Regions from separate parts of the Homo sapiens genome. Here regions 2 and 3 are each linked to region 1. A link is a contact called in ENCODE Hi-C data. All regions are on one chromosome and are shown on one strand. The core of a region is the stretch at or near the end of the contact, and the rest is flanking DNA. Distances in the headings are between cores, read along the strand shown.

Region 1 (2,708 bases), core at 6-2,505:
ATTTAAAAATGGGCCAATAAGCAAGCTCATGCTAATAAAATAAATCAAATAACCTTGTGACTTTGGGACTCACTGGGCATGTGTTCCAAAGAACATACCATGCCTAGTGCTGTGGATATCAACAGGGCAAGATAAATGTGAAGGTTAAGAGTAGCCCTTCAACTTCAACTGCAATTTCTCCAGCGAGTTAGCCACAAGGTCCAACTGACCACAGGTGTCTCTTTAGATTAGGTGGTGAGAAAAAGACTGAAAAAGTCCTAGTCTTTGGCAACTACAAGATCATTGAGTGTCTAAGTTGTGAGGAAGGAATAAGAGAAAAAGTGAACTAGTTTGTGGTCAGTCCGAGACTCCATCTAGATTTTAGGATGGAGTGGCAGTGAGGGGTTTTGTAGGAGGGGCTTTCACAGATGGAAGTCATACCAAAGTGAGGGTCTATCATCTTAGAATCTCCAAAGGCAGATGGCATGGGTTCAAACCCTAGCTCTGCCACTTACTAGGTGTGTGGTTAGCTTCACAAATAACTTTATCTTAGTGTGTCTACTATCCTCCTCTGTAAAACAGGAACTACAATGGTAATAAAGTAGTACCTATCTCACAAGATGGGTAAGTAAATTAAAAGAATTAATAGTGTGAGGCCAGGCACAGTGGCTCACACCTGTAATCCCAGCACTTTGAGAGGCTGATGTGGGCGGATCACCTGAGGTGGGGAGTTCAAGACCAGCCTGACCAACATGGAGAAACCCCATCTCTAATAAAAATACAAAATTAGCCAGGCATGGTGGTGCATGACTGTAATCCCAGCTACTCAGGAGGCTGAGGCAGGAGAATCGCTTGAACCTGGGAGGCGGAGATTGTGGTGAGCCGAGATCGTGCCATTGCACTCCAGCCTGGGCAACAAGAGCAAAACTCTGTCTCAAAAAAAAAAAAAAAGAATTAATAGTGTGGCACTTGACATACAGAAAGCACCCGTGTTAGCCAGGATGGTCTCGATCTCCTGACCTAGTGATCCGCCCACCTCGGCCTCCCAAAGTGCTGGGATTACAGGCTCAAGTCTGCTTTTAGCTTCCCTATCTTAGTACACCTAAAAGGGAAAGGAATGTGCTTATTAAGGCCCACTGTTTCACTGAGACCCACTGTATAGGTGTGAAGTTTGGTGATTACCCAGGAGATTTTCCCCAGCTCCTTCTGTGTGGGAGCTGTCTTATCTGTGTTTTACTGTTTGCTCTTTCAGGCTGCTTGTTGTTAGAAGAGAAGTGACTTTTTGAACTGCATGAGATTAGAAAGGGAGCTATGTCTGAGCTGCTTTTTGTTAAAAGGAAAGTTTTCTGCCAGGGACTCACCTAAATAATTTCTCTCTGCCTCCTATAACATATTTCCCCCCTCTGAAATGGAATCCCTAACTGCCGTTAGGGGGAATTGGGTGATGACTTCTTCTGGCTACTTCCTGCTGGAGAGGGGCATTGTGTGGGGAACAGCAGCTAGGGCTCCTCCTGGGGTTGATTTAAGGGTTCCTGGTAGAAGGGAGGTTTCATTTTCAGCTTTATTTAAAGCACCATTTGAAGCTTGGTGGTTTCTAGGTGAGAAGAGATAAAGTTTACAAGGGGGCTTAGAATATAGGGTTCAACTGTGAGTATTAAGACTGCCATTATTAATGGGGGCACAATAGGCCATAACCATGACTACTGAGTTTGTTTGATACCTGCAAGCCATTTAAATGGATTGTGCTATTGTAAGTGGGTGTATGGGGCTTGGCTTTGTTTAGCTTCCTTGGTCTCACCTTCCCTGAAAAAAAGGAAACCTTGGGGTTATAGGTTACCTGTCAGTATTTGTAGGATAATTGCCCAGAACTAGAACATGTTTCCAGATTTTTACATTACCCATGCTTTTTTGTTTCCTTTGAGCTGCAGCCAGAGATTGACAGAAATAAACAGGGTTAGTTTAAAATGTAGGCAAGAACTTAAAAACAATTAATGAGACTACAAGCCAATGACAGATGTATAAGTTTTAAAACATAATTTTTCTCTCTTTAGTCCTCATTTTTGTTAAAAACAACTTATGGTAGGACTGAGCTGTTTGCAAAACAGACTTTAGTTTTAAACTTGGTCTGATTATTTGCATAAAGTCCAGCAAGAATAACCATCTTTTAGATCAGCTTTGATGGAAACTTTTTCCATAAGGAATCTCAGATAGGACCTTTTAAAGCCAAGCCCAGGAATGGGTTGAAACCTTTAAATACATGCGAATTGGGTAAACTTCTTTCTTCTTGAGGTTCCAGGTGCATGGGGTTTCTAGGCCTGTTAGAAAGTGACATTCTTTACTCACCGCAGGCTAGGAGCCCTGTACTGAGAAGCTGTAGTCTAGGTATGAGGCCAGTTTCCTAAGGTGCTTTTTATTGGCTTTACAAGTCAAGCCTGACTCCTTAAAGGGGAACACACCCTTCCAGTCAAAGCCTTGGTAAAACAACCAGTTTTTCCAATTGTGTCCTGTTGCAAAAGAAAATGGATTCTTGTTGCATTGATGCAAACTATATTGTTGTAATTTAAGAATACTTATAACTAGTTTTCAAATTCTAGAGGAACTAGGCAGAGAGAAACAAACACGCTTCAAATCCTATTTACAGGAGTATACTTTACTTAGTTGTTAAAGGCTGTAGCTAGCTCAAGACAAGTTTCCTTGACTCTGAAAAATAAAATAAGGATTAGCGGTGT
Region 2 (2,700 bases), core at 169-2,668, 800 kb after region 1:
TGGGGTTTCACCATGTTGGCCATTCTGGTCTCGAACTCCTAACCTCAAGTGATCTGCCCACCTCGGCCTCCCAAAGTGCTGGGATTACAGGCATGAGCCACCATGCCCGGCCAGGGCTATTTTCTTGATTCAGAGTTATTACATCTGGGATCAATGGATCGATCCAGAAAGTCTGTGAACCCCTACAATAGTATGTGAACATTTGCACATGTGGCATTTTTCTGGGAACTTAGTTGGCAGGGGACAGGTGAGTTACTCCCTGGTATCCTTCCACCTAAGTACAAAACCAACACAAGAGAGAGAGCTAAGTCAAAAGATCCAGAGAGGAAGAGAGCCAGAGTCTTGACTAGACGGTGCTTGGAACCCCACCTCTGGACATTTAAAATTCTGGGTCAATAATTGTTTAAGGGCTGGGCACAATGGCTTAAGCTTATAATCCCAGCACTTTGGGAGGCCAAGGTAGGAGAATCAATTGAGCCCAGGATTTCAAGACCAGCCTGAGCAACATAGTGAGACCTCGTCTTTACAAAAAATGTAAAAATTAGCCTGTTGTGGTGTTGCATGCCTATAGTCCCAGCTACTTGGGAAGCTGAGGAGGGAGGATTGCTTGAGCCTGGGAGTTCAAGTTTGCAGTGAGCCATGATCACACCACTGTACTCTAGCCTGGGTGACGGAGCAAGACTCTGTCTCTAAAAAACTAAAAATAAAAAGGAAAAGAAGAATTGTAGAGAAATCCTACCTATTCATGAAGTTCATTCTTAAAAGCTACTTCTTCCTTGACGGCTTCTCCTATTCCCCAACATGGAATCCCTCCCTCCTCTGTGCTCCACTGGGCACCTTGCTTTCCCCTTTTGTGGAGCACCCAGAGTACTAAGGTCAGTTGAGACAAGCATCTCAAAGCAGCTTCTAGGTCATACTTGGGTATTTATTTCTAGCAGCATCTAGCAGAAAGTCTGGAAAAAGAAGAGAAAGAGGGACAGAGGAAGGACATATTTATCACTTAGTATGCACCAAGATCTGTGCTAGACACATTCCCAGTCATTATTTCACTTAACAAATAAATTTTATTTTTTAACAAGTGTATTTTATTTAACAGGTAAAAAAGGGAAGGTGTTAGAATTAGCATTTGTATAAAGGAGCAAATAGAGAATTCAAAGAGCGATGCAAGTTCACACTGCTAGGAGGCAGTACAGTTGATGCTCCAGTCAGCATCGTGGTGCCTTTGTAACTTGTTGCATTGTTGAGCTAACAAAATGCCAGGAGAGTCTGAAGAGGCTTTATGAGGACAGAGGCAGGTGGGGGATCTCCAAGTTGCCTAAGTTCCTCCAAAATATACTTCAATAAACACTTTTAGTGTGAGGGGTGTAGGGCAACATCACATGATCCCAACCAATGGCTGGGAAACTGATGATGCGCAGGGCAATCATGGGAACCAGAAATGGGTTTCTTTTAAATATGCTTTTGCTTCTTCACATTCAAGATTATTCAAGACTTCAAGGTAAATTTTCTGTCTCGGCCTGTCCCGATGACACATGAACTTGTTTGTCAGAGCTGAGAGATGACAGATAATGGCAAAAGACAGCCAGCTTCCTGTTTGGGGGGACATGTGAGCAAAAGGTTGCAGCCAGCCACCTGACTCTCAAATGAGGAGACTAAAAATACAATCAAAGAAACCACTTGAGACGTGGCTGCAGTTCCCACAAGAAGTGTCTGCCTCCAAGAGAAAGCACTGCCTGTTCCTCATCTCCACTGCCCCTCCTCTGCTTCCCCATGACGTTCTCCAAAATCTGAGGTCCTAGGGGACTTCACCCATGTGACTCCATGTCTCCCTCAAGGTGCCTTCAAATCCACTTCAGAATCACTGAAGTCCTATTTTAGTCCACATCAGCAATTCTGTTGATCATGGTGTCCAAGTGGCTTTGGCGTTATTGCAAAGGGTCTATAAAGACATTGATATTCTTACCTTCAGCTCCGACAAATCAGCATGTGTGAAGGTGTGATGAGATTAATAACATTTAAATTTATTTCAAAGTATTTCTGAATTCATTGTAATTTTTGTTGTTGTTTTTTGAGACAGAGTCTCATGCTGTCACCCAGGCTGGAGTGCATGGTGTGATCTCAACTCAATGCAACCTTCACCTCCCGGGTTCAAGTGATTCTTGTGCCTCAGCCTCCCGAGTAGCTGGGATTACAGGCTCGCACCACCACACCCAGCTAATTTTTATATAATATTTTTAGTAGACACAGGGTTTTGCCATGTTGGCCAGGCTGGTCTCGAACTCCTGGCTTCAAGTGATCTGCCTGCCTTGGCTTCCCAAAGTGCTGGGATTATAGGTGTGAGCCACTGTGCCCAGACAATTGTAAATTTTTTGTCAAAACTTTTCTTCTCCAGCAATAGACACTAAAAGTAAAGTTCCTCTCCTGTGAGGTCTGTGTTGGTGTTTAAAAGGGGTCTTCATGCTAAAAATTTGTGAATTACCATTGATTCTAATCTTCCATCCTCACCTCTCTTCCCCTCTCCCGGGCGATGCTCCAGCTCCGTTCCCGTGGCAGTATGTCTCACAGTCCCCCAGGAGGGGCATTCTCTGCTCCCTCTAGCCACTCCTTTCAGTCCTTGCTCTAGACTTGGCTGAGAAACCTGCTGGTTCCTGGAAGCCTCATGGAGTGGGCAGAAAAGGAAGGAACTAAGACCTGCAAAAG
Region 3 (2,700 bases), core at 189-2,688, 820 kb after region 1:
GGGCAAGACAAGGGGGGGAGGAAGCCCAGCAAGACAAAAGTCATGCAAAAAGTGGCTTCAGCCTGATCCTGCAGGGACCTCTGGAAAAGACACTTCTGAATTGTCCCACCAGGAGGCAAGGGCCGTGATACTCTCTGACCACACTGACTGTCTTTGGTTACAGGCCATCCAGGAGTAGGTAAATTCTCCAGCACATCTGGCTTTGTGTATGTGTGAGTTTGCATGTGCACAAGCCAAGGGACTTCCGGGAGCCTGGGGAGGGCAGGGGAAAAAGAGCAGCCACCTGGCTGTTGGCAGGCAGAGGAGGGACTGGTGTCTAGTCTGACCTCTGATGCTCACTCATTGTGTGACTTAGTGCAAGTGAGTGAACCTCAGCTTCCTCATCTGTAAAATGGTATAATAGTCCCCACCTCAGTGAGCTGCACAGAAGAATAAGCAAGATGAAGTACACCAAGGCGTTAGCACGATACCTGGCACCTCGTCAGCACTCAATCAGGGAAAGTATTTTGGACCAAATCAGAGGAATCTTGGAAGGTTGGTAGGAGACACTTAGGGGTAAGTGGACCAAGCACCACACTGACTCACAACCCTTATCTCTTCAGCATTTGGCCGGGTGCGTATCAGGTAACTGCGTGTCTGACTTGCTGCATTGCTGTCGACCATGCATCCAGAGCAAGCATAGGGCCAGCGCTGTGCACGAATCGGCCTAAACATCTCAGCTCAGTTCGTGGGAGAGAAAGAAAGTGCCCTCAAGACAGTGTCCTTCTCTCCAGGGGTCTTTTTAACCAGCTTTGACTCCCCAAGGCCCAGCATTTCTCTGCTCCCTTTGAAATATTTTCATGAATTTTCTGCCACTTAAATACACTACCCTGGCCATGGCCACCATGCTGAACATGGGTAAGATGAAACTAAGGGGAAATCTGCATATTCCTCATAGACTATACTCCCAGGCCTCCTGCTGCTCCTCTGGGAGATCCATGGACACACTCAGACAAAGCTTGGTCCCCATGGGTTGTCAGCAATAGAGTAGGAATCAGAACCTAGGGCTTCAGGCTCTGAATCAGGAGCTCAGCAGTGCACGAAAACCAAGAAAATCAGCAGGAGTTCAAGGCCTTTTGCGGGGGATCAACTCAGTGTCAGCGCTCAATGGACCAGCCCAAACTTTGCTCTCTGAGAACACAGCTGAGTTGGTTGCTGACAACTTATCCTGTGGCATACATGCAAGATATTGTGTAATAAAAACACTTTCTAGAAAGACACTGACCAATTCTCATGAGATTGTTGTAAAACAGAGGTAGCTAGGAAGATCCTCATTTTACAGCAGAAACAATCTCACAGCAGCATACCAGTTGCCCAACACTTGGGCGGTGAGTCAGTGCCCACCCCAAAATAGAGCCTGACCCAGCAAGCTTGTCTCCCACAACAGTCATGAAAATATCCACAGGCCCAAGAATCTCCCAGCATGAAGTCAGGCCATGCCACAAACACTGCCTGGCCACACGCCTCTCCATTCTCCACCAGGCTTCCTCACCTCAGGTCTCTGCCAAACATCGCCTTCTCAGAGAGGCTCTCCCCGACACTCCCCCTAATCTAAAATCGCCACTCCCTCACCTCTTCGCTTCCTTTATTTTTCTTCATAGCTCTGCACATCCTGAAATTAGATTACCTATCTATTTGTTAATTATTGTCACCCCACTAGAATGCCAGCTGAGTGAGGGTGTGCCATGCTCAGCACTGTATCTAGGGGCCAGAGCAGTGCCACCACCAAGTAGGGACGGTCCCTAGGGAAAGTGAGTGAATGAATGAATCAACCAACTTGTCCTTCCTAGTCCCTTTGCACTTGCTTTTGACAGGAATCTGTACCTCCAAGAATTATCAAATATATCTGGAGGATGAGGCCCTCCACCGCCACTAGGGAACTCCTATCACACTCCCGAGTCCAGGGCCTAGAGCTTGAAGAGGACACTCGAACATTCAACGTACCTGCACTACTTCAATGAGCTCTACAAGCTCCTGTAGTTCCTAAACTTCACCAACTCAGAATATTTCACCCAGCCCGACTCCATTATAGCTGACCCCTTCCCTAGAACTCCACACCTCTGAACTCCCTGCCTCCTGTAACCCTAATTCTAACCCTATAAACAAATACCCACACCTATCACTCCCACTATCTCACTCCTACACCGGCTCCACCTGTCTGCCCCCTGTTCTGTCCTTCCTCTTATTTCTTCACCATTCCCCGTTTATACCAGGAACGAACTCCCCTGTTTCACTGAGATATTCTGTGTGGCGGTGGCTTTAACATCAGTTGCAAAATGAGTTAAATTCTACTTAAGAATACAATGTCCATATGTATACAATCAGTTTAAAAGTTTTTTAAACTAGTCAGCATGTACTACACAATGAACACTATTGTTAAGAAAGGATTATTGGATATAAACACAATGAAGTCAATCAAAGGGGGTTCCATTGCAAAGAAAGCAGGGAGTCAGCAGATGCAAGTGTGACCTAGCATGACATGGCATCTCTCTCTATGGTCCCCAGCACTTCTTAGTTCAAGGCACCAAAACCTGAGCCAATACTAACCAAGGGAAGCACTTAAACATTCAGCTCTGCCCTGTTTCTGAGCTCAAGCTGTCCCCTAAGTTTTATCATATGGATCCTGTCTCAATACTGGAGTCCTGCTTACATCCTTGGCCT

What was found. A loop is a pair of places that touch in the nucleus more often than their neighbours do. Pooled maps may share reads with other maps.
Region 2: a loop to region 1 is called in a pooled map, with 2.4 times the contacts of the local background. The contact joins two enhancer-like sites. A Hi-C loop is called at or near these places in 2 of 37 single-sample maps with no recorded cell type and 2 of 50 pooled maps.
Region 3: a pooled map shows a loop between it and region 1 (2.4-fold over the local background). The contact joins two enhancer-like sites. A Hi-C loop is called at or near these places in 2 of 37 single-sample maps with no recorded cell type and 3 of 50 pooled maps.

What each region holds. Positions count from the first base shown.
Region 1 is chr3:182,715,041-182,717,748 of GRCh38, forward strand. No RefSeq gene overlaps it. Among named protein-coding and RNA genes, the nearest start is that of LINC02031, 72 kb to the left of the region's middle. RefSeq lists a cis regulatory region at 138-227. Within about 2 kb of position 1,256, at least 2 of the 41 ENCODE cell types and tissues checked have a DNase peak (open chromatin) inside an H3K27ac peak, as active enhancers do.
Region 2 is chr3:183,514,858-183,517,557 of GRCh38, forward strand. All of the region lies in intron 2 of KLHL6 (kelch like family member 6), which reads right to left. Among named protein-coding and RNA genes, the nearest start is that of KLHL6-AS1, 33 kb to the right of the region's middle. RefSeq lists an enhancer at 1,473-1,752. Within about 2 kb of position 1,419, at least 8 of the 41 ENCODE cell types and tissues checked have a DNase peak (open chromatin) inside an H3K27ac peak, as active enhancers do.
Region 3 is chr3:183,536,197-183,538,896 of GRCh38, forward strand. The region is part of intron 1 of KLHL6 (kelch like family member 6); the gene reads right to left. Among named protein-coding and RNA genes, the nearest start is that of KLHL6-AS1, 11 kb to the right of the region's middle. Within about 2 kb of position 1,439, at least 10 of the 41 ENCODE cell types and tissues checked have a DNase peak (open chromatin) inside an H3K27ac peak, as active enhancers do.